3 separate regions of the Homo sapiens genome follow, and regions 1 and 3 are each linked to region 2. The links are chromatin loops, found by intact Hi-C in ENCODE. Cell type or tissue: endothelial cell of umbilical vein. All regions are shown on one strand. Links, peaks and the distances in the headings refer to the core of each region. The heading gives the core; the rest is flanking DNA. Region 1 overlaps FRMD4A (FERM domain containing 4A). Region 2 overlaps FRMD4A (FERM domain containing 4A). Region 3 overlaps PRPF18 (pre-mRNA processing factor 18).

Region 1 (11,282 bases), core at 3,467-8,466, 91 kb after region 2:
AAGGACCAGAGAGAGGACAGACATCCTTCCTGGACTGAGAGGCGAGGTTACTGTTCTGGTGAGTGGAGCGTTAAGTTGAAGGCCCCTCCTTGGACAGGCTGAGGCCCTCCGGGGACCTTAGCAGTGTGTTCACACGGTCATGTGTTTTTATAAAATCTGTGAACATAATATGTTTTGTATTTTTCTTCAGTAGAACCGCTAAAGGCCAGTGTGGTGGCTCAGGCCTGTAATCTCAGCACTTTGGGAGGCCAAGGCAGGTGGATCACCTGAGGTCTGGAGTTGGAGACCAGTCTGGCCAACACAGTGAAACCCCATCTCTACTAAAAATACAAAAATTAGCCGAGTGTGGTGGTGCACACCTATAAGCCCACTACTTGGGAGGCTGAGGCAGGAGAATCACTTGAACTCAGGAGGCAGAGGTTGCAGTGAGCAGAGATCGTGCCAGTGCACTCCAGCCTGGGCAACAGAGCAAGACTCTGTCTCAAAAAAAAAAAAAAAAAAAAAAAAAAGCTGCTAAAATTTTATAAGCTTCAAGCCCCATAAACCTAGATCTGCCTCTGCCACATCACCTGGGGTCCATTGTCAACCCCTCCCTGCCTTAAGTTCTTCGAAAATATTTCATCCAAAAAAATGGGGTCAATGCTCATTCTTTCTGAAGCTTGGGAGTTGGCCATGAAGACTGCAGAGAATGTTGTCTTCAAGGATCAAAGAGAATGAAATTCAAAGACCAAGACCCCTACCTCGAATTACAGCCGCTCCCAGTCTCCTGCTGAATGACCTAGAGCAGAGTCAGAGCCAACACCTTGTTTGTGTTTTAAACACAACCTACAATCGCGTTTTTTCCTAACCCTGTGAAAACCCAGTGTCAGATGAGAGAGGCTGCATCTATCAGCCCACCTTCCCCCTTAGCACAGGGAATCTGGCTGACTTCAGCTTGGATTCTTGAAGCTCAGTGGTTCTCAAACTTCGGCGTGCATCGAAACCACTTGGAGGGCTTGTCAAAACCCCTCTCAGAGCTCCTGATTCTGTAGGTCTGGGGAGAGCCTGAGAATTTACACCTCTAACAAGTTTCCGAGTGAGGCTGATGCTGCTGGTCTAGTCGCTTTAATTGGGGAGACTCTCTTGTTGCTGAGGAAGAGACAAGCTTGGGGTGGGTGTGTTGCCCAGGCTCATAGAACCCAGGTGTGCCCAGTTTTAAGCCCGTGTCCTGGTCCATCTGCACGGGCCCCCTTGTATCTGGCAGACTCCAGGGGGCACCAAGGCAGCAATTTACCTTAATAGCAGCTATAGATGAGGCTGTGAACAGGAGCCCCAAACCTCCTGAGATGAAATTGACATCATGCACCATCAGAAATGAAATCTGGCCGGGCGCAGTGGCTCACGCCTGTAATCCCAGCACTTTGGGAGGCCAAGGCAGGCGGATCGCTTGAGGCCAGGAGTTAGAGACCAGCCTGGCTAACGTGGTGAAAGCCCATCTCTACTAAAAATACAAAACTTAGCCAGGCATGGTGGTGCACACCTGTAATCCCAGTTATTTTCGAGGCTGAGGCAGGAGAATCACTTGAACTCAGGAGGCGGAGGTTGCAGTGAGCTAAGATGATGCTACTGTACTCCAGCCTGAGCGGCAGAGTGAGACTGTGTCTCTCTCACACACACACACAAATGAAATCCAAGTGTCTTTAAGACTTAAAAGCAGTACATCTCTATGACTCCCCACAGGCTGGACTTTGCTAATCAATCTGGTGGGCTAGAAGAGAAATCCTAAGAAAACCTTCCTGCTTAATCCATCTGTACACCTAATAGATAAGCATCGGTATACCAATACAATGAAGCGATCTTCAAATGCTTTATCATTCAGCGCTGGGGCCCCAGGCTGAGGTGATTAGGAGTTAGTAGTAGCAGCTGGGGCCACTTGCAGAGCGGCTCCCATTGTCAGCTTCAGTGCCCTCAGCCCTTTCTGCAGCTGCACAGCTGAGCAAGAAGAAACCCTGGTGAGAAGGTGAGAAAGCCCCATGACTCAACCCGAGGGCAGGTCCCACTCTTACCAGCCCTGCAAGTTTGAGCCTGAAAAACATCCTTTAGTGCCAGGGTGGAGGCTCCTTGGGGTGCCCCACACCCACCTCCTGTGACTTAGGAGGGCCAAGACAGTGGGGGGACGCACTGCAAACAGGAAACATTCCATCAGGGAACAAAGGGAATTTCTAGCACCCCTAGATCTTGTTCTCCCTCCCGCTGGGATGGCTGACGGCTGCCTGTGTTTCCTTGCACCAGGAGGATAAAGCTTTCCCGTGATGAAAGCATTGGCAGCGCCATCTGGAAGGGGCTGATTCGACATCCCTTGCAATGGGGAAATCTAGCCTTGGCCTGAAGATCTAGGCGGCTGGCTCATCTCCATCCCTTTCTTCCTGCCTTTCTGCCCTCTTGCCTAGAATGTGTTCCCACAAAGGGGACAAGCCCCGCTGCTTGCAATTCCAGGAGAGCTCTAATTGTTAATACTCTTATTACACTTGCCGGATTTTATTTTCTGATGTTCATTCAGAAAAGGTGATATGTATAACCCAGTGTCCAGTTGGGTCAACTGTTTTCTCTCTTTCACCTCCTTGTTAGATAGTGTCTAATAATTGTTCCTTAAAAGCATTTTGAGAAACTAGTCTCCATTTCAGAATTTTCTAATACTTGCCCAGTACCCAACACCCAATAGGTGTTTGATGCACAGTTATTGAAATTGAATTAAATTGTGAAGGATACTAATAAGACTCCTGCATGTGCTGTGTTTTAGGAATATTCACCCCAGCACAGTGGCTCACGCCTATTCAGGAGGGTAGGGGTTTGGGGCGGTGGGGAGGATCACTTGAAGCCAGGAGTTCCAGACCAGCCTTGGCAACATAGCAAGACACCATCTGTACCAAAAAAAAAAAAATCTTCTTAATATAGCTGGACATGGTGGTGCATGCTTATATTTCCCACTACTTGGGAGGCTGAGGCTGGAGGATCACGTGAGCCCAGGAGTTCAAGGCTGTAGTGAGCTATGATGGTATCACTATACTAACAGCCTAGGTGACAGAGTGAGACCCTGTCTCTTAAAAAAAAAAAAAAAAAAGAATCTTCTAATCTATGTTCCTAGAGTGTATGGTACCCTGGGCCTTGCTGATACCTCCCATAGGATCTGTCTCCAGTACTTTTTTTCCCAAATTATATTGTAAGCCTTTGTCACACTGGTATGAGACCTTTAAAGTTTGTGTCACGTCAGTGTCCTGCAGTAGTATCCATCTTGTCATCTTTCAATTATTCTCTGACCCTCATCTAAACCCAAATCATGGTGTGTCTGAGCCATGTCACAACACTGTAAGATTTCTGTGGTATAAACATTTCTGCTAGCTCCCAACTCTGCCAGGTACTATACACAGCATTTTACAAAGTTATAGCCCTCCCCCCCCCCCCCCCCCCCCCCGCAAAGAGTTTGTGTACTGCTCATTGATTTAAAAAAAAGACGTAAAATGTTTCTAAACTATTAGTAACTTTGAAGGTGGTTTGCCTGTTTAAGGACACATAATTACCTTTAAAACTACTGAAGTCTAGTACTTGGTATCTGAGGCCTCAGATGCTGAAGAAATGAAGAATGTCATTGATACCTATTAAAGAAGCCAGGCCAGGTGCAATGGCTCAGGCCTGTAATCCCAGCACTTTGGGAGGCCAAGGCAGGCAGGAGTTCGAGACTAGCCTGGCCAACATGATGAAATCCGGTCTCTACCAAAAATATAAAAATTAGCTAGGCGTGTAATTACACACCCATAATCCCAGATACTTGGGAGGCTGAGGCAGGAGAGTTACTTGAGCCTAGCTAGGAGGCAGAGGTTGCAGTGAGCTGAAATTACACCACTGCATTCCAGCCTGTGAGACAGAGCGAGACTCTGTCTCTAAAATAAGTAAATAAATAAAAAAGAAGTCAATATCCATACCTACCAATGCCCTGAGCCACGGATTAGCATTTCAAATAAAAAAGTCAACATAGTTGACTGTAGATTTTGCTTCATTTTTATTTTTTAAACCCAAGATCCGTCACCAGATTCTTTTTTTTAATAGTAAATTTTTTAATTTTTTTATTATTATACTTTAAGTTTTAGGGTACATGTGCACAAGGTGCAGGTTTGTTACACACGTATACATGTGCCATGTTGGTGTGCTGCACCGATTAACTCGTCATTTAGCATTAGGTATATCTCCTAATGCTATCCCTCCCCCTGTCCCCCACCCCACAACAGTCCCCAGTGTGTGATGTTCCCCTTCCTGTGTCCATGTGTTCTCATTCTTCAATTCCCACCTATGAGTGAGAACATGCGGTGTTTGGTTTTTTGTGCTTGCTATAGTTTGCCGAGAATGATGGTTTCCAGTTTCATCCATGTCCCTACAAAGGACATGAACTCATCATTTTTTATGGCTGCATAGTATTCCATGGTGTATATGTGCCGCATTTTCTTAATCCAGTCTATCGTTGTTGGACATTTAGGTTGGTTCCAAGTCTTTGCTATGCTGTCACCAGATTCTTGACAGTCCTGCTCATCACACTGCAGATGACTCAATGGCAGATGATTTCAGCGTAGTTAAAGTGATTGGTTAAGGCTTGAGATCAGGGCCCTGAATCCCGTAGTAGTGATACGCAGAGCTGTCCCCTGTGAGACCCCGTAGACCTGTATTTAAGTGGAGGCCCTTAGAGGTGGTGAACCATCTGAATCAGAGCTGTAAGCCTGTGTTGGAAGAAAAGGAATGAAATTCTCACCTCCCCATGCAGCACTGAGTGGCATTCAGATGGGAGGAAAGTCGTGGAACCCGCGTCCTGAATCCATTTGTGCAGGTGCTCAGTGCCTCTGTTATTGACCACTGGAGGGGGAGCAGGCAGGGTGCATTGGATTCACTCTGCCCTGTGACAGCCCAGTGATTGCTTCCACATTTGTAGCTGCGTCTCTCTGTTGCTTTCACTCCTAAGTCTTCAGGTAACACATTTGCAGAAAGTTCAGGTACAGTTTGAGAGAACAACTATGAATTCAAACCATCTGGTTAAGACATGTTCAGGGTCTTTTAAAAAAAGAATCCAAAATCCATGTTGAAAGAACTTGAATGGGTTTATTCCTTCCTTCCCATCTCATGTTACTTGAAATTCCAGAAAATGTTGGAGGGGAGAAAAAAGGGAATAACAACAACAAAGCAACAATAACTGGGTGTATCTTTGTAGGTGAAGACACACAGCCCATTCATAGCTTGTCTGAAAGTGAGACAGAGCCTGAGATTTGTTCTAAGTGTTGTTTTGGGGATTTGCCATCAGAGAACAGCTCATTCATTCATTCATTTTGTTTTTTGAGATGGAGTCTTGCTCTGTCGCCCAGGCTGGAGTGCAGTGGCATGATCTCGGCTCACTGCAACCTCTTCCTCCCGGGTTATCTGCGATTCTCCTGCCTCAGCCTCCTGAGCAGCTGGGACTACAGTTGCCCACCACCACATTTGGCTAATTAATTTTTGTATTTTTAGTAGAGATGGGGTTTCATGATGTTGGCCAGGATGGTCTCGAACTCTTGAGCTCAAGTGAGCTGCCTGCCTCGGCCTCCCAACATGCTGGGATTACAGGCTTGAGCCACCACACCTGGCCAAGCCATCAGAGAACAGTTCTGATTTCAATGGGAGTTAGGAGAGTTAGTTTTTGTTCTCAGGCTTTTTAAGGAAAATAGCACAAACCCACTTAGGAAATACCCAGTGTGCTGCAGGGACGTGTGGCTTGTTGTATTAACCACTGAAACGAATAAATGGGACTGCAGCATTTCTTAAATGAGATGATGAGGCTGATCTTGGCTTCTCGACTAGAAGTCTAGGGCCATAAACGACCCATTCTCTGTAAAACTAAGGGATATGTTGTGTTTTCAAGTAGGAATTTGGCTGTGTGATTACTGAGATGGCCATTGAGTCATCTGCAGTGTGATCAGCAAGATTGCGAAGAATCTGGTGATGGATCTTGGGTTTAAAAAACGAGAAATGAAACAAAACTTGCAGTCTGTCATTGTACCCTGGCTCTGACACTTTCTGTTCTGGGAGAAAACAGGTTGTGCTAAACATGGGCCTGGCATTGCCTGGGATCCGTCCACATTCAGTCCTCAGCTGTTGACACACTCCCATTCTCTGAATGCTAGCACTTCCTCCCATTGTTAAGGAGTTTATTAATAACTAATGTAACAATGAGAGTGCCAGCTATCTGACATCTCTCCAAACAGAGAGGGGAGCTGATAGGCTCTGTCAGCGTCATGATGGCGGCTGTGTTCAGCTCAGAATTCACTGCCTTGCGCTGATATAAATCACACGACGTTTTTCGGTTTTGTCTTCATCCCTTCTCTTTTGTCCTTCCTCCTTCTCCTCCCTGTATCTCTGTTCCTGGCCTTTTAAAGTCCTCCATTACCCATGGCCTGTGGCCTCTCCTTTTAGGTCTAACAATGGACAGGATTCCAGGGGCCTTAATTTTGGTCATAGCCTCTGCTCTGCCCCAGGGCGCAGCCAAAGTCGGATTGTGCCAGGGTTTGTTTATGCTGGACCGTGTGCCCAGGGAGAGCTGCGAAATCTCTTTCTGGGGAATGGATGGTTCTGGACATGTTTGAGCAGGACTGGCCTGAGTCAAAATTGAGAGGGAGACAGAGTCGTTATCCCTTTCTGTTCTTATTTTGGGGGAAATAAAGACAAAGTCATTTACACAGCTATATTTATCCCCTGAGGTGTTACTAATAAAGGAGCATTTGCCCACTAAAGGGAACCAGGACCAAATGACAATGTATAACCTAAATGAATGACTTTCCAATGATAACTTTTTTTTGAGACAGGGTCTCGCTCTGTCGCCCTGAGTGCAGTGGTGCAATGCTAGCTCACTCCAGCCTCAAACTCCTGGGCTTAAGCGATCCTCCTGCCTCAGCCTCCTGACTGGGTAGGACTGTGATGAAATTTTAAATACTAAAAAGAGATATAACTATCACTTCCCACGAGCGTTTCTCTGTTCCCATTTAGGGCCAGCCCTCTGTTGCAGTGCTCCTTTGCTGGGAGCACAGAATGAGGATGACTGAAATTCACAGTTAACCTGCAAACGTTGGTATTGCAATAGCCTAACAAGCTTGGACCCAGAAGATAGGTCAGCTCCCTCATTTCACAGCCTAAGAAATGGAAACTGTAGGATTTACAAACCATAGTTTCAGCTGGGTATTTTACTGGATGCTGCTAATTTTTTAAAATGAATGTTCAGTTATTTTTTTCCATTCTCCTCTCTCTCTGTTAAATTACATTTGCACTCTTCACCGAGTGCCAGTGAGCCATGGAATCTAGCCAGAAAGCAAAGCTCTTCCAGAGACTCCCAGCCACCATCAAAAGGTGCTTGGTTTTCAAAGAGCTTCAATTTCAATGCTCTCTGAAATGAACTATTTTATTTCTAAAATTTCTAAGCCTGATGAAAAGTTCTCCAAGCATGCATTTTTTCATGTTAAAAATCACATCTAATTCTCTATAACAGTCCCCAGAGATGACACGTTTATCCTGCAGTCTGCAATGTGGCATTATTTCCCGTGGTCTCCTGGGACATCTTTTATGTAAGGAATTCATCACTGAGGATTTGTCAAGGAAATAAATATCTTTTTATCATAAAGAAGAATTCTAACCTTTTCCTCATATTTATTCCTGGGATGTCTGCCAAAACTTTTCCTTACAGCTTTTACTGATCTGCTGGGAATATACCGCCTTCTTCATTTTTTTTTTTTTTTCTCTAAGGTCTAAAGAGACGGATTGTCATTTCCCTTCTTTAGTTCTAGAACAACCGATTCCTTTCTTCTTTGGAGCATTGTTTGCTTTGAAGTTTCCCCTCCTTCCAGAGAGGAAAGCACCCCTTCTCTGTCTTCTGAAATCAGTGGCTGGTCATCAATATCCCCTCTGTGTCAAAAACAGATGAGCCACGCGTGGCTCCTGACAACGTCCTCCTGGCAGAATGTGCGCTCATATCCGGTGCTGAGTCGCCCAGGGTCTTCTGAACAATTGGAGCATTTCTGGCTCGCGGCTGAATGAGGCTGAAAGAGGCTGTCCTTCCATGTGTCTGCCGGCCGGGAGGAGAGCTGCTGTTTGTGCTGCTGGCGTTGCCTCCACATCCGCTCCTCCACACCCAGCTGTCCCCGGCTGGAGTCTGGAGTTCCCCGGCTGGAAGCTGGGAAACCCACAGTGACACAGGCAGTGTCTCCAGGGTCTCAAACAATGTTCATAGCATCGGGAAGTTCACTCCAAAGATTTCCAAATGCCCCCGAAAATGACTTTCTGACTTGGCGTGAGTAACTCCATCTCTCTCTCTGCTTGGATGGGAATTGTCTTTTTAGGGTCAGCCCTTTTTGTCTTCCTCGTTGGCCAGATTATTAGTGAACTAGTTCAATGAAAATCCTTTGGATTAGGATTGAAATGTGCTCATAAGGTCGCCAAAAACAACAGATTCTATCTTTAGTATCATTCAAGTAGATCATTTCCTCCCGATAACTGGGAGGAAAGATTTTTTGCTGGAGAACTGACCTGATGACACTGTTTTCCTGACAATAATTCAGAGGCAGGCTTAACCTTCTCAGAGAGGCAATAAAAAAAGTCACCCAGCTGGGTGCAGTGGCTCACGCCTGTAATCCCAGCACTTTGGGAGTCAAGGCGGGCAGATCACTTGAGGTCAGCAGTTGGAGACCAGCCTGGCTAACATGGTGAAACCCCATCTCTACTAAAAATAGAAAAATTAGTCAGGCATGGTGGCGCACTATAATCCCAGCTACTCGGGAGGCTGAGGCAGGAGAATCACTTGAACCCAGGAGGCAGAGGTTGCAGTGAACTGAGATCACACCACTGCACTCCAGCCTGGGCGACAGAGTGAGACTCCGTCTCAAAAAGAAAAAAAAAAAACTGGATGTGACCAGCTACAATTCACGTTAATTACCCAGTTAGCTCCCGGCTGTGGGTTCCACCTTCCACCTTCTACGGCAACTACTACCTGTCTCATTCTTTTTTTTGTCTGTTTAGAGACAGGGTCTCACTCTGTTACCCAGGCTGGAGCGCAGTGGTGTGAGCATAGCTCAGTGTACTCTCAAACTCCCGGATTCAAGGGATCTTCCTGCCTCAGCCTTTTGGGCAGCTGGGACTACAGGCGTTTACCACCACATCCAACTAATTTTTTTATTTTTTGTTTTTTTTTTTTTACAGATAGGGTCTCGCTGTGTTGCCCAGGATAGTCTCAAACTCCTGGCATTAAGCAATCCTCCCGCCAGGGCCTCCCAAAGTGCTGGCATTAGAGGTGAAAGCCACCAGGCCCGGCCTATTCTTGTGGCCTGCTCTCTTCTGCCTCCCGGCAGGCAGGTCTGAGCACTGGATGCATGTCTGCTGTTCGTGTCTCTCCCACACCACCGTGCACGTGGAAGGGGCTCCAGAGGCTTCTATTAGTCGGGCGTTGTGGCGCGCTGTAATCCCAGCTACATGGGAGGCTGAGGCAGGAGAATCACTTGAACCCAGGAGGCGGAGGTTGCAGTGAGCTGAGATCACGCCACTGCACTCCAGCCTGGGTGATCCAAAGAGCCCCTGCCCTGCTTCCTTCTCTTAGGTTTTGATGCTTGCACTATCACGCAAAGAGCCCCCACTTGGGAGTCGATGTGACTGCTTTCTACACAGGTTTACCAGGGCAGCCCAGCTGAGATCAAGACAGAAAGCTCCTACCCGTGTTGAGTTTTTATGCAAGAGGCAGAAGACAGAATAGCAGAGTTAGACTCCCAGTTCAGCCTCCTTATGACTCTGTGACCTTTTCTATGAAAATGGGAGGCCAGGCGCAGTGGCTCACGCCTGTAATCCCAGCACTTTGGGAGGCCGAGGCAGGTGGATCACAGGGTCAGGAGTTCAAGACCAACCTGACCAACATACTATATCTCTACTAACCCCATCTCTACTAAAAATATAAAAATTAGCCGGGCGTGGTGGCGTGTGCCTGTGGTCCCAGCTATTCAGGAGGCTGAGGCAGGAGAATCACTTGAACCCGGGAGGTGGAGGTTGCAGTGAGCCAAGATCAGGCCACTGCACTCCAGCTTTGGTGACAAAGCGAGACTCTGTCTCAAAAAAAAAAAAAAAAAAAAAGAAAGAAAGAAAATGGGAATGATGTCTCTGTGAGGATTCAATGAAGTGCAGCAGGTAGGAAGCTCCTGTTTAGGAGTTCTCTAAAAACTCATTTCCTTACCCTTCTCCTCCTGAGCTTCCTGAATTGATGTGGCCACGGTGGGTGGTACATCTGCAAGCATTCTACGTTTCCTTGCTTGTCCACGAAATGGACTTTCTCATCTACATTTTGAAGCTCTCTGAATTGGGGTGCAGACTCCTAGTAAAGGCTAGGAATAGTGGCGGGGGAGGGTTTCAGACGGGGTCTTGCTTTGTTGCCCAGGCTGGAGTGCAGTGGCGCAATCACAGCTCACAGTAGCCTCAACACCCTCTGCTGAAGGAATTCTCCCATCTCAGCCTCCAGCGTAGCTGAGACCACAGGCATGCACTACCACGCCTTACTAATTTTTTTTTTTAATTTTTGTAGAGACAAGGTCTGGCTATGTTGCCCAAGATGGTCTCAAACTCTTGGCCTCAAGCAGTCCTCCCATTTCAGCCTCCCAAAAGTGCTGGGATTATAGGTGTGAGACACCACCCCAGCCTCACTTTTTAATAGAAAGAGTAACTGGTATTCATGTAACACTTAATATATTCTCACCTCTCTTCCAAGCATCTTCTAAGCGTTCTCTTTTAATTCTCCCAACTTCTGAAGAAGTCCTGTTTTCATTCCCATTTTACAGGGGAGGAAACAGACTTCGAGAGGTTACACAACCTTCCCAAGTCCCCACAGCTGGTAAACGGCAGTGCTGGAACACACACCCAGCCCTATTACCTCAAAACCACTGGTGTGAGCTTTGGCTTTAGAGGAAGCTACATAACAGTTTGTGTCTTCTAAAGAATATTCAGAATACTCTAATAAATCTGAGTGTTGCCTGAAACTTTACAAAAATATATATATATACACATATACATATATACATACATATATATATGTGCCTTTCACAAACCGTATTGAGATCACCTCTGTTTTCCCCTTGACTCCTACACCAACTCATGTTTGGACAACCCTTTCCAGGTAGCACTTAGCTACTGTTTTCTCAATCAATAACCTTTGAAATCTCGCCCTTCTACCTAGAATAAAGAGGTTCCATCCATCTTCTACTTCATTAATC
Region 2 (11,282 bases), core at 2,595-7,594:
GATTATCCTGGCCAACGTGGTGAAACCCTGTCTCTACTAAAAATATAAAAATTAGCTAGGCATGGTGGCACATGCCTGTAGTCCCAGCTACTTGGGAGGGTGAGGCAGGAGAATTGCTTGAACCTGGGAGGTGGAGGTTGCAGTGAGCTAAGATCACGCCACTGCACTCCAGCCTGGTGACAGGCGGAGACTCCATCTCAAAAAAAAAAAAAAGGAATAATAATAATAATAATAATAATGTGATTCCTTTGATCCATGGCTGTGTTTCTGGCTCTGTGGACATGTTTCCTAACCTTATTTTAAAGGTCTCCTGATTTTAAAGATTTCTTTGTCAACTGAGACAAAGGTGAAAAGCCTAGACAAGTATGACAAATGCACCAGTCAACTTAGACAGGTCTTGCAGATAGGAATGAGCTTCTTATAACCAAATACGTGTATATTTGACCATTTTTAGTTGGTCTAGCAGCATCTTTCAAAGGGACGCTATTGTCACTTTGAGACAGTTTCTTTTTTAAAAAAAATTGTAAAATGCACATACATTTACTATCTTAACCATTTTGGAAAATATTTTTATATTTCCATAGGTTTTTGGGGAACAGGTGGTATTTAGTTACATGAGTAAGTTCTTTAGTTGTGATTTGTGAGAATTTGGTGCACCCTTCACTCGAGCAGCATACACGGAAGTCAGTTTGTAGTCTCCGCCATTTTTAAGTGTGCAGTTCAGCGGCATTCAGTACACTCACAATGTTGTATAACCATCCCCACCGTCATTCACCCAAGAGCTCTTTTCATCTGCTAAACTGAAACTCTGTACTCATTAAACAACTTCCCCTTCCCCGTTTTCCTCAGCCACTGGCAACCACTACTTTTTGTCTCCATGAATTTAACCACTCTAGTACTTCATATAAGTGGAATCATATATATTTGTCCTTTTGTGTCTGGCTTACTTTACCTAGCATAATGGCCTCAAGGTTCATCCATGTTGGCTGTGTGTGGTGGCTCATGCCTGTAATCCCAGCACTTTGGGAGGCCGAGGCAGGCGGATCACCTGAGGTCAGGAGTTTGAGACTAGCCTGGCCAACATGGCGGAACCCCATCTCTATTAAAAATACAAAAATTAGCCAGATGTGGTGTTTTGTGTCTGTGATTCTAGGTATTTGGGAGGCTGAGGCAGGAAAATCTCTTGAACCTGGGAGGTGGAGGTTACAGTGAGCCGAGATCATACCACTGCACTCCAGCCTGGGCAACAGAGCAAAACTCTGTCTCAGAAAAAAAAAAAAAAAAAAAAAAAAAGGTTCATCCATGTTGTAGCGTGTATCAGAATTTCCTTCCTTTTTTTTTTTTTTTTTTTTTTTAATTTTTAAGACAGGGTCTCTCTCGCCCAGGCTGGAGTTCAGTGGTGCAATCTTGGCTCACTGCAACCTCCACCTTCTGGGTTCAAGTGATCCTCCTACTTCACCCTCCTAAGTAGCTGGGACTACAGGTGTGTGCCACCTCACCCAGCTAATTTTTGTATTTGTTTATGGAGACAGGGTTTCACCATGTTGGCCAGGCTGGTCTCAAACTCCTGGGCTCAGGTGATCTGCCTGCCTTGGCCTTCCAAAGTGCTGGGATTACAGAAGTGGGCCACCACGCTTGGCTGCCTTCCTTTTTAAGGCTAAATAACATTTTATTGTCTGTGTAGATCACCTTTTGTTGATCCATTCATACATCAAAAGGCACGGGTTATTTCCAAAACCTTTTGCCTATCATGAATAATGCTGTTATGAACATGGATGTCTAAATATCTCCTCGAGACCCTATTCCCAGTTGTTCAGGGTATATACCTATAGGTGGTATTGCCAGATCATAGGGTACTTCTATTTTTCATTTTTTGAGGAGCCATCCCTACTGTTTTCCATAGCAGCTGCACCATTTTACATTTCTACCAACAGTGCCCAAGGGTTCCAGTTTCTCCACATCCTCTCCAACATTTGTTATTTTCTATTTTGCTTTATTAAATTGATGACCATCCCAATGGGTGTGAGGTGTATCTCATTGTGGTTTTGATTTGCGTTTCCCTGTAGACTAGTGATGTTGAGCATATGTCCGCATGCTGTTGGCCATTTGTGTATCTTCTTTACAAAAATGTTTGTTCAAGAGATGATTCCTAATTGAGAGCGACAGCCCCTTGTCCTGTATCCAATTGCTCCATAAGCTTGTAGTGTCTCCTTTTGTGGGATGACCCAAAATGCCTACACCCCTTTACAGCACACACCTCCTCCCGGGGAAGATGGACTTGCGGAATATCACTGAGGTTAGGAACTGCGACTAAAAGAACATTTTTTTTTTTTTTGAGACACAGTCTCACTCTGTTGCCCAGGCTGGAGTACAATGGCACAATCTCAGCTCACTGCAGCCTCCGCCTCCCAGGTTCAAGCGATTCTCCCGCCTCAGCCTCCCGAGTAACTGGGATTACAGGTGTGCACCACCACGCTTGGCTAGTTTTTGTATTTTTAATAGAGATGGGGTTTTGCCATGTTGCCCAGGCTGGTCTCAAACTCCTGACCTCAAGTTGATCCATCCACCTTGGCCTCCCAAAGTGTTGGGATTACAGGTGTGAGCCACCTTGCCCGGCCCTAAAAGAACATTTTAAAAAAGAAACACCCACTCCACTGGCTACCCCCGGCATGCACATAACGAATGCAATGAATGTCTCATGAATGCAATCTCCGTCACACCCCCTTAGGGCTGCTCATTAACAGTAATAGACAAGAACGGTTCATTCCTACAAAGTTCACATGATGTGTAGGCTTGTTGCTGAGTGCTTTATGTGAATTGTTTAACTGAGTCTTCACAACGCCTTTTGAGATAGACACTGCTTTTTTTTTTTTGAGAGTGAATTTTGCATAAGTTTATTGATGGTAATTAATTTGGAGGCCAAAATGCATTCTACCTTGAAATAAATCAAATAATACTAAACCTAGGATTTCCCCTTACTCTAAAAATGTAATTAACAAGAAGCGGAAGAGTTTGAGGTATACACCAGCTGACTAATGTAGGGCCACAGAAAGCAAATTAACAGATGTTTTTCTGAATTCACAGCTTAAGTTCTACCTCTTACCTGGGTAAAATGTCAGGGACTCGTCTGAAGTCCTGAAGTGTGAGGATTAGTTAGAATAAAAGTTCTACTAAGGAATTTAAGGGTAGTGCATTCAGTCAGGGCAAATTCCAGATGGACAAACCAGAGAACTTTCAAGTGAAGATTTGATGGGTTTAGCCATTCCTGTGATCTCAGTAAGGAATTTTCTCTTGGTTGTCAGAACATTGATGGAAGATTAAATAAGTCTTTTTTTTTTTTTTCTTGGAGATGGAGTCTCACTCTGTAGCCCAGGCTGTAGTGTAATGGCATAATCTCGGCTCACTGCAACCTCTGCCTCCTGGGTTCAAGCGATTCTCTGCCTCGGCCTCCTGAGCAGGTGGAATTATAGGCACCAGCCATCACACCTGGCTAATTTTTGTATTTTTAGTAGAGATGGGGTTTCACCGTGTTAGTCAGGCCGGTCTCGAACGCCTGACCTCATGATCCACCCACCTTGGCCTCCCAAAGGGCTGAGATTACAGGCATGAGCCACCACACCCAGCCAATTCTTTTTTTAAATAAATAAATAAATAAATGTAAAGCCCAGAGTGTCCTGAATTTTCTAAAAAGTGTTTTATTATTATTATACTTTAAGTTCTGGGATACACATGCAGAATGTGCAGGTTTGTTACATAGGTATACATGTGCCATGATGGTTTGCTGCACCCATCAACCCAAGAGATAGATGCAGCCTTTTATCCCTGTTTTCCCAGTGAATGAAGATGAGATCACATGCCTAATGAATGGCCAGGCTATGGTGCACCCTGGAGGGAGGCTCTCCTCGTGCGCTTGTCTGTGAGGTGTTCGATGGATGGATTCAAAGGAGTCTAGGGAGATACCGCTGCCTGGATTTTAAAATGTAATTAAACTCAGGCCCTAGGGATTGCAAAAACCCATTAAACCTTAACACACACACAAACACACACACACACACACACACACGTTGGAATGGTAGTATCAGCCATCACTTTCCTTCTGTAACTACCTCAACACATTCACTGCACAGAATAGTTCCACCAATTACAAATGTTCAGAATAACGGAGGGCCTGGTAATGATCAAATTCAGTTCTGTGAAAAGACCTCATTTTGGGACAGTTGCTGAGCCAGGACTTAAACTGGGCTCAAACCCAGCACACTAAGAGGACAGCATTTTGGGGTTTTGCCGAATGGAGGGAAAAGATACCATAATGCAGTTCCAGGTACTTTTAGATTCTTTCCTCTAAGACCCCACTTTCTCATTATAAAGTGGAAATAATAATACTGAACTTACATACAGATTGTAAGAGTATCAGGTTTTTTTTTTAAATAAATGTGAAAGCGCTTTGAAACCAAGTTCAGAAATGAAAGGTGAGCAGTCTCCACCAGGTGGCAGCCTTGGGCAGCGAAGTAAATGCATGGCAAGGCTGAATCCGCGAAATCACTCTCCAGCAGGGCAAGTAAAAAATTGTCCCCGGCCCACGCCTGTAATCCCAGCACTTTGGGAGGCAGAGGCGGGTGGATCAAGAGGTCAGGAGTTCGAGACCAGCCTGACCAACATGGTGAGATGCCATCTCTACTAAAAATACAAAAGTTAGCCGGGCGTGGTGGCAGGCGCCTGTAATCCCAGCTACTCGGGAGGCTCACTCAGGAGAATTGCTTGAGCGAACCCGGGAGGCTGAGGTTGCAGTAAGCCGAGATCGCACCATTGCACTCCAGCCTGGGTGCCAGAGCGAGACTCCGTCTCAAAAAAAAAAAAAAAAAAAAAAAAATTGACCCAAAGCCTACTTGGGCAGACGCTTGGGGAAAGGGAGAGGAGTTGCGTTCAGTACTGTCTTGTCCCAAATGCTGAGCTGGCACTGAAGGCCTCTGAACATCATGCACGCCTAGGACTTTGCGATTCAGGGAAAATTAAAAAGAATAAATGTCAGAACTAAATACTACAGATGCCCTGAGTGGAGGTGATGACACCTTTGCAGCCAGCCACATTTAGGTTCAAGGTCCCGACAGCATCAGCCCACATGCTGAATGTCACTCCAGAACCCAGCCCTCTCTTCTCAAAATCTTTCCTTGGGCTTGGGCACATAAATGACCACAAATGACCAAGGGACAGCATCTTTCAAGTTGATATAGGAGACCAAGTCGCATCCCAAGGCCCCCTGTCTCCCTCCTGTGATCAAGAATAATATTTTCATTTGTACAAATTGCCATTTAAATTTTTTATATATACTATGATATTTGAGCCTCAGCATCTCTGCGTGAGATGGAGCGAGAATCGCTGGCTTTCCAGAGGAGGAAGTAGGTACAGAGAGGCTAAGTGACTCAGAGACAAAGGACTGGGGGATGGCTGGATAGCCTGTGTAACCTGTGTCAGTGTAAAGATCATGAAAGGCACTGCTGAGTGGTTGACAGTTCAGCTTTTGCTGCCGGGCAGACCCAGGTTCTTTTCCCAGGCATGCCCCTTGGTAAAAGGGATAAATGTGGGCACCTCCTGTAACGTCTCCAAGCTTCCCTTTCCTCTCTAATTGAGCAAGGATGTTATAAGGCTCTAACCACAACCTTCTTGGGAAGATTCAGTGAGATAAAGCATGCAAAGTTCTTAGTCCCATGCCAGGCATGTGATTAGCTCGTTGGATTTAGACCCGAGTTTTTTTCTCTTGGCTGTGATTCTCTTTGTGCCACCCACACAGCCCCCTGGTGCTTTGGGGACCTTGAAGAGCCCAGAGGGTAGTGTTAGACCCAGATAACCCATCCCGATGCTGATACCCGGATGCCTGGGTTTACCCAGCGTAGGTTTAGTATCTGCTCCCTCCCTGTCTCTTGGGGAACGGTTCCTACTGTATGTTAAAATCTAAGTTGTCAAGGTAAAATAAGCCGCTTATTTCTGCTTTTTCAAAGTTCAATTTCATTCACTTTTTAAAGTATTAATATTTGTTTCTATCAAAGTAATAGATGACATCATTTAAAAGTCAAATGGTTCCACAAGGCTGATTATGACAAACAGCTTCCTCCCTGCAACTCCTGCCACTTGCAACAGTTTTAGCTGTTTCTTCTAGTATTTGCCTCCATATAGATAAATAATTGACACAGGGCATTATTCCTTGATTGATTCACTTTTAGGTTGTTGAATTCCTGTTAAAAATGGATGAAGACGGCCAGGCACAGTGGTTCACACCTATAATACCAGCACTTTGGGAGGCTGAGGTGGGAGGATCACTTGATCTTAGGAGCTTGAGACCAGCCTGGGCAACCTAGTGAGATCCCATCTCTACAAAAAACACAAAAATTAGTCGGGTGTGGTGGCACATGCCTGCAGTCCCAGCTTCTCTGGAGGCTGAGGTGGGAGGATTGCCTGAGCCCCAAAGGCGGAGGTTGCAGTGAGTCCAAGAGTCCAGATCACACTACTGCACTCCAGCCCGGTGGACAGAGCGAGACTTTGTCACAAAGAAAAAAAAAATAAGGATGTAGATTTAGATTATAACCACCCACATTTTATTTCCTTTTCCATTTTCTTAGTATGGTGATAGCATAATTCTGGCTTAAAGCCGTAGTCATAAGCATGACATTATCGTGACTAATCCAAGTAGTATCCTGTGGTTGCAGCTCGTTTTTTAGACAACCCATTGTTTTACCCAAAGGGAATACTTGCCTTGCTTTCACTTATTTAGTTACTACATACCCTTCACTTTTCTCCCAAAAGTTCCTACAGATTCTCAGATGTCTACCAATATTAATTTCCAGCTACGTCGGGTAGTTCTCGTTCCTCTTTGGTTTGATTTTGGTTGCTGTGGCAGCTGCTACTGCTGTTGTTTTTCCAGGACCTCCCTCTTAGACTCCTCCAACCTCCTGCTCCAGCCTGGACTTGGTCTCATGCAGAGTCTCAACCCGGGATGCCGCATCCCCATCAGGGTCTTTCCTTCTCCCTCGTTCTGTATTGGGTCCTCTCTTTCCCGGATCCGGAGTCTTCCTGTTTTTTGTTTTACACCATTGTTTCGCTGGAGAACATCCTGCAATCAATCCAGAGAAAGCGCATATGGGAAGTAAAATGTTTGGATACTGGCATATCTGAAAAAGTCTTTATTCTAGCTTTGTATCTAATGAATAGTTTGACTGGATATAGAAATATACAAAAAAAAAATTTCTCTCAGAATACCAAAGGCGTTGCTCTGGAAAAGCCCACCATCCTATCCATTGTATGTGACACCCCCTTGGGCTCCCCAACAATGGGATCCTTTGGGAACTCCTTTTTGCTCCTTCTGATCTAAAATTTCAGGATGGGTGCCCTGATGTGGGTCTTTGTAAATCCATTGTACTCTGTGTTCGATGGGCACTTTTAGTCTGGAGACGTGACATGCATTCTTTTTTAGTTGTGAGGTTCTTTTTGGATTGTTTCTTTGACATCTTCTCCCCTCTTGCCTGTGTCCTCTCTTTCCAGAATTCCTATTTATCAAATGCTGGGCATGGCCTCCCACTCCTATACTTGTCTCTCCAGCTGTCTATCTCTGTCTTTTTATTCTACTTTCTGGGAGGCTTTGTCAGTATTTACTTTAATCTCTTCTCTGGACTTTCTAACCTTTGCCATTATGGTTTTGTTTTTTGTTGTTTTTTTTTTTCTTAAATTTCTAAGAGTTTCTTTATATTATCTGATTTTTTAATATTATGCTATTATTGTTTCAGGAACATAATATCCTCTCTTATCACTCTGATAATATTAGTTATCATTATTATTCTATGTTTCCTTCCAGCTCTTTTTTTCCAGTTTATTTGTGTTGGTCTCTCTTTCCTGTACGAGGCTTCCTCAGTTGTCTGCTGGCCCTGGTCTGTTGCTTCACACTTAGAAACTAAGCAGATGCTCCATTTCAGGGTGGGATGGTCCCCCAGTGGGTGTCCCTGTGACGTGATCCCGTCGCAAGCTGGTTCTTTCCCTGGGGAACCCCGAATATCAGTGTCTTGGTATCTGGACATCTTTCCTCTCTGGCTCTCCATTCTCTCCAGAAAAAACCCTTCCCTTCCTGCCTGGGACATGTCCTCCCACATCCAGGGATCGGGAGGGAACAGTCTCCACACTGGGTATAGAATTCCATGTAATTCCTGCACTTCCGGTCCACTTCATCCCTGCTTCCTGTTCTTCTTCAGAGAACGAACCTCTCATCTCTTTAATAGCAGAAAGGCGAGGAAAGGTGTTTGGCTTTGTTTTGCTATTTTTCCCAAACTGTGAACACTGCCTTCCTACCTTCCTCTCTCTTTCCCAGCAGGCAGGAGGCATGGCCACAGCAGACGCCCCTCTCACTTTCTCTTCCCTTCCACCCCCCTACTTTATACAATAGAGCAGGAAAATGTAGTCATAATCTATCCAAGTTGCAGAAAATTAAAATATGGATATGAGACAGCGGGGCTGTCATTGTGTGCTTCCGGTGGAGCAGGAGGAAGTGTGGAATAGGATTCCTACATGGTCCAACAGTGTTTCTGATGTGCTTGAACTCACTAAGGAGACAGGTGGGTGATAGAGAGGACATTGGCCAGGGCGTGGATACATCTCATTTAGAAATGTGAGTCCCGTCCCATGGGAAACTCTCACAGGAAGCCTGCCTGGAACGTTGCGTGTTCCCTGGAAAGAGACCAATAAGACGGCACAGCTTTCCCGCCAAGCCTTTTCCATCTGCTCCTCTCCCTCTTCCGGTGTGGCTTCCAACAGCCAACTGAAGGTGCCCATCCATCAGCCCCTGCAGGAGGCAGCGGACTTGTCCCATGAGACAGGAGCGAGTCAGGGAATGTGGACCCTCAGCTCTTCCCGCACTTTCTGGCTGCAGGATTGAATCCTGCCTATTCTGGGTTCTGCACTGACAGAAGAAGATGATCCACCATCAAAAATTAGTCATCACAGTGATGTCTGAAAGCTTTGCAAACATAGGTCGTAAAATGACAGAGTCTGTTTAGTTTTTTTATCAGAAAGATTTCCACAAATTATACATCTTACAGCTATAAGAGAAATCAAGAAATCACCAGCTCCCAATCTTCTTTACATGCAAACCTTCAGAGAGAAAAGAAAATTGGTGCTCATGTCGAAAGACCTTTCCATTCAGTTCCTCAGAGAAGTACTTTGATAGTTCCTTGATTGAGGTTAGGTGGCGTGAGTGGCTGTCAGAATGCCTAGATGCACCATCAGTATCATCCAAAAGGCCACCGAGGTGGCTAACTAGGAGAAAGGGCTGTATTGGCAGTACCGGTTTGCAAGCTGAGAAGAGAAAGTCTCCAGCGTGGACTGAAGGTGCTCTTTTTGAAAAGGAGAAGGGCAGGTCGGGTTTTATGACTCACGGTGTTCTTATTACATAATAGAGTCATACACATTCAGCAGGTTTGGGGAAAAGTTATGCATAGTTACGAAGGAGTGTCGAGTGTGTGTGCCATAGGTAGACATATTGGTGACATACTTACCATGTTTACTTTGGTTTTTTAAATTTTTAATTGTTGTGGGTACATAGTAGGTGTCTATATTTATGGGGTACATAAGATATTTTGATACAGGCATGTAATGTGTAATAACCACATCAGGGCAAATGGGGTATCCACCCCCTCAAGCATTTATCCTTTGTGTTACAAACAATCCACTTCTACTCTTTTACTTACATTAAAATGTACAATTCAATCATTATTGACCACAGTTACCCTGTTGTGCTATCAAATACTAGGTCTTATTCATTCTTTCTATTTTTGTGTACCCATTAACGATCCCCACCTCTCCCACCCTCACTACCCTTTCCAACCTCTGGTAACCATCCTTCTATTCTGTCTCCATGAGTTCAATGGTTTTCATTTTTAGCTCCCACAAATAAGTGAGAAAATATGAACTTTGTCTTTCTGTGCCTGGCCTATTTCACTTTACATCATGACCTCCCATTCCTTCCTGGGATGGCTTTTAGCATTAAAATGAGGTGGAATTTGAGGCGCTTTACCTCACCAGGTGAACTATAGGACACAAAGATGGTTTGTGTGCAGCCTCTGCGAACTGCTGAAACTGGCCTAAAGTCTACAGTAGCTCCTCAGAAGAGAATGTTTGTAAGGCTGGCCCTCTGTCCAGTCAGAGTTGTAATGGTCTGGGTTGTAAACCAGCATTGACAGCTCCTATTGGTAGAGAGTTTAGCCACAGAAATTGAGAAATTTGCTAGGCCAGCTGGCCCTGAACCCTCGACCTGTAGGTAACTTAACCTTAGAGTCTGGTGTAGTTGATAAAGGGGCATCTATTCTGGTCTCTAAGATTACATCAGGAATCTAATATTTCACCTGTATAAGTTTGCCCTTGCCCAAAGGGATTAGCTATGAACTCTTTATTTATTTATTATATAATAATAATAAATAAATATTTATTATTATATAATAATTATATATAATATAATATATTATATATTATATATCTTTATTATATATTATATAATATATATATTTTTTTGAGGCGGAGTCTTGCTCAGTCACCCAGGCTGGAGTGCGGTGACGTGATCTCAGCTCACTGCAACCTCTGCCTCCTGGGTTCATGCAATTCTCTTGCCTCAGCCTCCCAAGTAGCTGGGACTACTATGGGCATGCGACACCACACCCAGCTAATTTGTTTTTTTTGTGTGTTTTGTTTTGTTTTGTTTGGTTTTGTTTCAAAGTGAAACAGGGTTTCACCATGTTGCCCAGGCTGGTCTTGAACTCCAGGGCTCCAGTGATCCTCCTTCCTTGGCCTCCTAAAGTGCTGAGATTACAGGCGTGAGCCACCGCACCCAGCTGGCAATGCACTCTTTAGGGACATTCATCACATTTCAATTATGCTTCGTCTAAAAGCACTAACCTTCCCCAGCAGTGATAACCAAAGAAACAGGACTGTGCTTGCCATCTGGAGATGGGCTGAAATATGCTTCTTTAGGCTGGAGGAGAAGTTGGTACCAGCATTTTTCTGAGTGGATTTTTAAGCTCATCTTCCATGGCCTATCACTGTACTAGGCACATAGCCGATGCTCAGAAAATTATTTTTTAATTGGTTACTTTCCAAGGGAGCAAGGATTTGCATATTTCCTGAGAAATCACCGAGTTTTGTTGCCTACACTGCACTGAGAACAAATCATGACATAAAGGAAAAGGCTTAAAATTTCTGCTTTATGGGTGTTCTTGGGAGGGTGCAGATCTTGTCCAAATTGGTCTGGGAGC
Region 3 (7,108 bases), core at 1-5,000, 160 kb after region 2:
AAGCTAGGTTGTGAGTAAAAAAAAGGCAAACATTCCTTTGCAGCCTTTGTATGCTGGAAATTAATATGTTGCAGATCTGGAATTACCAGGTAGGCACTTCAATGCACTGATGAAAATTCTAGTTTTGGTCTCCTTTAGACCCAGTCTTCTCCACAGGGGGTCATGTAGAAGACAGGGGCTAAGTAGTTTTTCATCGTCCAACCCTAAACAATATCCACTCCCTACACAGCACTGTGGCTCTCTGAAGGAAGTGGGGGCTCAGTATGTGCCGACGACCACACAGGGTCTTTAACAGATGTGTAAACAGAGAGGAAACACTGGCCCTCCAGTCGAATAGCTGAAGGATGAGATCGCTCCACTTTGCCCCCCACCCCACCCCCTACCTGCCAAGAACCGTTAAAGAACAGCCACAAAAAATGAAGACAGAAACCAATGAAGACAAAAGGCTTTTTTTCCTAACCAAGCCTGGCTAGCTGTGAGGAAGAACAAGAAAAACATAAAGCAAATAAATTCTAAAGGACCTCAAGGGTTAAGAGAAGCTTATAAAGCCAGGCCTCAAGGAGATTTTAATTTAAAAAAATCAGACACCTATGAGATTGATAGGGAGAGTCAATTTTTTTAAAATCAGATACTACAGATAGGGTAGCTGGAAGATCATTTTCTACCCTAAAGATAAATGTGAACTTGCTCTGCTCACCGGTTTTATAAAGCTTAATTTAAAAAGGGCCTATGTACATTTTTATCACTAATTTTCATGTGTATAAACTTTAACATTGGATCTTAACTGATAAAAACTGCAATATTTAGTTTCCCCCAAATTTCAAAGAAACTGTCTAAACAGGTTATTAAAGCTTCTTGGTTCTTTCTGTAGTTTATACAAAATAAGCTTGCACTTGCACTTAGTTCTGATATGTGATCACGAGAAAAAGCAGTAAGAGGAAAGGCATCCATTCTAGCAGGGAGTGATGTGCATTCTTCCTGCAGTGATGGTGACCTTATCCATCCATGCCAATGCAACCATCCTTAGTAAGAATCATGCAACTGACAGAAACTAAGAAGCACATTTATAACTGTAAGACAAAAAATATTTTCTTTGAGAAAACTGGCTGGCTCTTAAAAGGAGTAAAATCACTGCAGGAACCTCTTTAGCCTAAGGCTCTAATCACGTAAATCATCCAGTCACTCAGGAATGCCAGCAGTCCCTTGTTACGTCAGTATACAGATACAGCACTGGATAAGCAATGTCATTCCGAGTTCCCTACCGCTCTGGCACTGGCACTGGGGTTGCTGCACTGAAATGCTCTACTCCTAGTGCCTTGGGAGGCACGGCCACAAGAAGCCTCCCTCAAACTCTGTTCTTTCTTCATTGCCACTACTGGTGCATTGGGCCCTTCCCTTCTTGTTCCCCTGTACCAACTGACAGTCCTCCTCTCATCCCTTTCTAAACTCTATCTCAGGGAGCCCTGGACACCAGCACCCTTTCCCTCACCGCTGCCTCCCAGAGCCCATTCAGGAGTATAGACACTGGGGCAAGGGAGGAGAGACTTCCACTGCAGGGGTCTGCAACGCTGAAATGGGAGAGATGAGTCCTGGAAGCCTTGCTTGAACCATTTCCCCATAGAAACAATTACAAAGAGTGGTTAAATTCCACTGTACCATCAGTGCAACAGTTCAGCTATATTACAGATTAAAGGGGCTTTTATGACCATCCTGGGAAACTCATCTATACAACGTTGTTTCTATGGGAAAATTTGTTCCAAGACATAATCAGCCATTTACAAAACTTTGAAATTCATAAAATGAACACTGCCTATATAAAGTTCATGCTCTGAAGAACCTTTAGGCCTATTTTAAAAATGACCAAGAGCATACAGATGAGGTCTGTATTTTCTTAGTCAGGTTTGTTATTCACTGCCTAACAGTAAAGCTGGCAAATACAATAGAAAATAAAACGCTTTTTACTACTAACTCATCTCACATTTATTCTTAAATCTACTATGTAAAATCCTCCTATCCCAAATGAACATTATATTACGTACATAACCTAGATATACTCTTAACAATTTCAAAGAACAGCATGGGAATGTACCTTCACGTATTCTCTCTGCAACATGAATTTAATAATATCCGTTATTGATTCTTTAATATCAGCAGGAAGATTCTGAAAAAAATAAATAAGAAATTTTGGAAGCTACTATGTATAGATGTATAGGGAAAAAACAGACTGCATTTATTCTAAATTTATACTGTATTTTTAAAGTCAGTTAAAAAAAGTATTTTCCAAGAAACCTCACCCTTTTCCGTAGCTTTCTAAAAAGTGGTCTTAGGTAGGACTCGGTCTGTTTCTGGGTCGCACTGTTCAGTTTACCCTGCACACTGCGTTTCACATAATCTTCTCTGGCATTCAATTCTTTAGCCCAAACGCCAAGAAGAAACTGTTGAAAGGATGGGTAAACTTAGACTACAATGCCACCCAGTGGTTCAGTACATCTAAATGCTCTCTAGCACACAAAAACAGAATACAATCATCCTTAAAGTAAATGTCTTGATTAAAATGCCACCAAATAATATAGAATAAGCTAGTTCTGCTTATTGGTCATGATAATGCTTTGAAGTAGTACCTTTGGCAAGTCACCAACTTCCCTAGTCTACATCTATTCCTAGCTCAGGATAATTTGCTTCCCTCAGAAAACAACTATCAAGTTTCATAGTTAACTATTTGAGAGGAAATAAACTTGTATTTGTATTTGTATTATATACATAAAATTCAACAAGTTACGAGTTACAAGAAAACTGGACTTTCTACATATGCTGTAGAGACCATGATTAAGTTTAAAAACCATGAAAGCACCTGACTAAAGGAGAGGAAGGAGAAAGAGAAACAGAAATAAAGAAGCCAAGACCCAGCATTCCCACTCCACCCCCACCCCTAGATAACTACCTCAGTGCCCCTTGGGTTTAACTGTATAAAGGGCACCCTTCCTGGAAGTAGGAAACAGAGAAGGCTGAGGAGGATGTTGTCCTCTAGGGGCATCATCTATGCATATCCTAAAAAAGAAGAGGCCATCACTCAAAGAGGAAATTCTAGTTCATACTAATTCTTATGCCCTATCTACTTCCATGCTGTATCCTCAATATATTCAGAATCTTGATGAATAATATGTTGTATCTAAACTGTACACACAAGAAAAAGCATTCCTTGCATGTAAATCTCTTGGTCTGAACACAGTTTGTGAATAAACAATAAAATATCTGGGATTTGTTCATACTCTATCTAGACCACTAAAGAGAGAAATGTTGAGAAGACGGTTGGAATCAGCAAGTCAGCAAAAATAGGCAGCTATTTGTAGAACTGAAGAATTGAGCACTCTCTGTAAGGTTACAAAAAAAACTAAAAAATTAGCTGGGCATGGTGGTACATGCCCTACCACTCGGGAGGTTGATGAGCCCAGGATTTCAAGGTTACAGCGAGCTAGGATGACACCACTGCACTCCAGCCTAGGCAACAGAGAAAGACACTTTTGCTTAAAAAAAAAAAAAAAAAAAAAAAAAAGCTAGAACCCTCTTCTTCCTTGGGTTGTCTAGAAATTCAGCGGGACACTGTGGCTCATGCCTATAATCCCAGGATTTTGGGAGGCCGAGGCAGGTGGATCACTTGTGGTCAGGAGTTCAAGACCAGCCTGGCCAACAGGGTGAAAACCTGTCTCTTTACTAAAAAAATAAATAAATAAATAAATAAAAAATACAAAAACTAGTCGGGTGTGGTGGCATGCTACTTGAGAGGCTGAGGCAGGATAATCGCTTGAATCCAGGAAGCAGTGGTTGCAGCAAGCCGAGATGGTGCCACTGCATTCCAGCCTGGGCGACAGAGCAAGACTCTGCCTCAAGAAAAAAATAAGCAACTCTACCAACTTCTTATTAATTCTGCTGTTGTGATTCTTTTCTATGTGTTTACATTAATGAGCCAGCTTTAAAAAATATGCCACAAGAAAAGCAGACCAGTCGCAGTGGCTCATGCCTGTAATCCCAGCACTTTGGGAGGCTGAGGTGGGTGGATCACCTGAGGTCAGGAGTTCAAGATCAGCGTGGCCAACATGGTGAAACCCGATCTCTACTAAAAATACAAAAATTAGCCAAGCATGGTGGTGGGTGCCTGTAATCCCAGCTACTCAGGAGGCTGAGGCAGGAGAATCACTTGAACCCGGGAGGTGGAGGTTGCAGTGAGCTGAGATTACACCACTGCACCCCAGCTTGAGAGACAAGAGCAAGACTCTGTTTCCAAAAAAAAAAAAAAGCCACAAGAAAAGTAAATATGCATTTTCTCTTACTAACTGCTACATCAAGTGCATAGTGATATCATAAACATCATGTATGTGTGAGAAATGTGTATTGAGGCTTTCCCGTTCCAGCCTTTAACCCTTGGTAATCCAAAAATATAAGAATAGTTCATAAGGATCCAAGGCATCCTCATCCCCTCGCCTAAGACACGCACCTTCAGGAATTTGGTGATGATGTCCATGTCTTTATGATCATCGCCTTTCCCTAAGGACTCTCCAAGCGCCTGAAGAAAAAGAAACAATGCTTCTGTTCATTAATACAGAGCAACAACTAAACATATATATTACCAACACCAGTCTAAACATGGCTCTTGGTCACATATGCTGTTCAATTTTTACTTAAAAATCGGATGGAATTTCTAGATAAGAAACCAAAAACAAAAAACACGGATTTGCCACTTAAATTTGGAGAGCATGTTACCTTTTATGAAAAGTCAAGAGGGGGTAATGAATGTGAGATTTCTTTTTGGGGGAACCAAAATGTTCTAAAATTAGATTGTGATAATGGTTGCACCACCATGTGAATATACTAAAAACCACTGATTTGTATATGTTAAATCAGTCAACTGTATGGTATGTCAATATCTCAATAAAGCTGTTTTTTAAAAATAAACAAATAAATACACCAATAGGAAAAAAAAAAAAAAAAAAGCCCACAACTGGTTGCCCATACCAATTATTTTAGTAAAATTTAGGGACCATAGACAGGTATTGGAGGAGGCAGGGGATTAAAATGACGTCTTCCTCAACTATGATCTTATTCAGAGGGACAGCTACACATACAAGAGCCAGGAATTAAAGGAAACAGAAAAATAAGTTTATGTTTCCTTAAGCATTAAGAACTTTAAGCCATATTTATTTTACATGCTACTTACATGATACAAAATTGCTTTTTAATTAAGATTATACACTAACACTCCAAAAGCAGCACTATAGCAAAAATCAGACAGCAAGATATTGCCAAGCGTTGGCAGGGCTGGAAAGACAGGGGACCCTCACACTGCTGGGTGTAGACTAGGACAGCCATTCCAGAGAGTAACTTGGCAGTACTTAGACAAGTTAAATATACATATATAAATCCCACAATCCCACTTTGCTAGGCCATCGTGGTTATGCACAAGACTGTTCATCAGGAAGCTGTTTGTGGTAGGAGAGAGCTGGGAACAATCTAGCTGTCCATCATTACCGGAGAACAAAAAGTCAAATGCAGTGAATGGCGTAACACATGGAATCCTATGTAGCAATTAAAAGCAAAGGATTCAGTGTACACAGAGCATCAAGGATAGCTCTTAAAAACATAGTGCTAACTGAAAAAAAGAAAAGTAAAACACGGAATAAAGAATTTCACAGCATAACATCATTTATGTAAATCAAAAATACATGCTCACAAAACACTGCAGGTCACAAGAGCACCAACAAACAGAAAGATGCATATCCAACATATTAGAATGGGTTCCTTTTGAAGGCAGGAAGTAGGGGAATGTGAGTGGAGGATGAGAAAAAGGGGAGTAAATAAATAAAAGCGAGGAGTAAATAAACAAAAGACCAAGGACAACAGTGTGCTCTGCCCTCAACAATCTGCCCGACTCAGTCATCTGCTCCAGAGGAAAAAGAAGGGTGCCAGGGATGTGCTGGGCTTGGTGTAGAGATTACCTCTAACTCTTCAATTGTGGTGTTTTCCTCATGAACTTTCAGATCATTCTGTGTGTCTTCCTCTCCAGGCTCCTGACCGCCGACGATTTCATTGAGGTACTGCTGATCAATCTTATCCAAGGCTGCTTTCAAATCATTCCTCAATCCCTAAGAAAAGCAAAAAAAGGAAGAACACCTGTTATGAAAGGAAGAACACCTGTTTTTTCACCTTTGATTTTTCATTAATAACTGCAAATATTTTTTCCCCCACAAGAAGAGTTCAGCAAAAGTAGGGACTCAAATCACATCAATTTATCACACAACTATCACTACTGTCCATTTAAAGTTAATTCTTACGGACCTATTTAAATTAAAACAATGCACAAACAATGGCCAGTCTGCTGGTCAGAAAAATAAAATACACGTGAGTGACAAATCCAAGTAAGAATCTTCATCAATGCTGTAATTTTCTAATGAGGCTTAGTGACAGTGGCAGGTCTCCATTAGAGTCCCCAACCCGTTTGCCCAGCTCATTTACAATGTCTAACCTCAACTACTGTGAACTCCCAAAACATTCAGAAACATCAGTGTAATAAAATTGGTGCCTCATCTATATCCCAGGTTCTCAACTATGTTTCTAGCAAACCAGCAAATTCGCATTTTATGCACATATGGTTCATGACCCTTTAATGAAAATGGAAGCCTCATCTTCCTAAAAATGAATGAGAATCAGCTGCAAGGTTTAAGAGCCAAGGAAACATGGCTGTGAGGCGGCTATAGGGTAATGGTTGAGAGTAAAAGCTATCTGGGTTCAAATCCTTGCCACATACTATTAAATAGCTCTTTGAAAGCTTGCTTAACCCCTGTGTGCCTCAGTAGACTCACCTACAGAATAGGAGTAATGGCACCATCTACTACGTAGGGCTGTAATAAGGATGCTATTTTTTATTTCAGTGAACAGTTACTATGTGATGCAGCTGTTCCAGAACCTCGCAAACATCAAGTCACGCAAGTAAGCTAAGAAATGGACGATGAGCTTTGAACAGTTACTGGAGCACGGTGCACATTCAACCAATGTTAACTCCTAACGTTCTCACACAAAAAGCATCTGATCATTGTCTCCTGTCCCTTCATAAACA

The links. A loop is a pair of places that touch in the nucleus more often than their neighbours do. Peaks named below come from ENCODE experiments on the same cell type or tissue, not always from the same donor. Only the 100,000 strongest peaks of a DNase experiment are listed, where the experiment ranks them.
Region 1: it touches region 2 in a loop (5-fold over the local background); 2 of 110 quality-filtered maps call a loop at or near these places.
Region 3: a loop joins it to region 2, with 22 times the contacts of the local background. A loop is called at or near these places in 58 of 110 quality-filtered maps.

The regions. Positions count from the first base shown.
Region 1 is chr10:13,681,368-13,692,649 of GRCh38, reverse strand. The region is part of intron 15 of FRMD4A (FERM domain containing 4A); the gene reads left to right. Among named protein-coding and RNA genes, the nearest start is that of PRPF18, 100 kb to the right of the region's middle. RefSeq lists an enhancer at 1,575-2,131 and a silencer at 5,824-5,943. In endothelial cell of umbilical vein, for the core only: no CTCF peak of the experiment used is centred there; DNase peaks (open chromatin) are centred at 6,179 and 8,059; H3K27ac peaks cover 3,782 bases.
Region 2 is chr10:13,771,380-13,782,661 of GRCh38, reverse strand. The region is part of intron 6 of FRMD4A (FERM domain containing 4A); the gene reads left to right. Among named protein-coding and RNA genes, the nearest start is that of PRPF18, 190 kb to the right of the region's middle. RefSeq lists an enhancer at 7,267-7,436. In endothelial cell of umbilical vein, for the core only: a CTCF peak has its summit at 4,473 (motif pointing right); DNase peaks (open chromatin) are centred at 4,501 and 6,651; H3K27ac peaks cover 2,170 bases.
Region 3 is chr10:13,609,068-13,616,175 of GRCh38, reverse strand. PRPF18 (pre-mRNA processing factor 18) reads right to left here. Exons shown (of 10, transcript NM_003675.4): 5 at 5,991-6,137; 6 at 4,493-4,561; 7 at 2,295-2,435; 8 at 2,090-2,161. Among named protein-coding and RNA genes, the nearest start is that of PRPF18, 26 kb to the right of the region's middle. In endothelial cell of umbilical vein, for the core only: a CTCF peak has its summit at 2,428 (motif pointing left); a DNase peak (open chromatin) is centred at 2,455.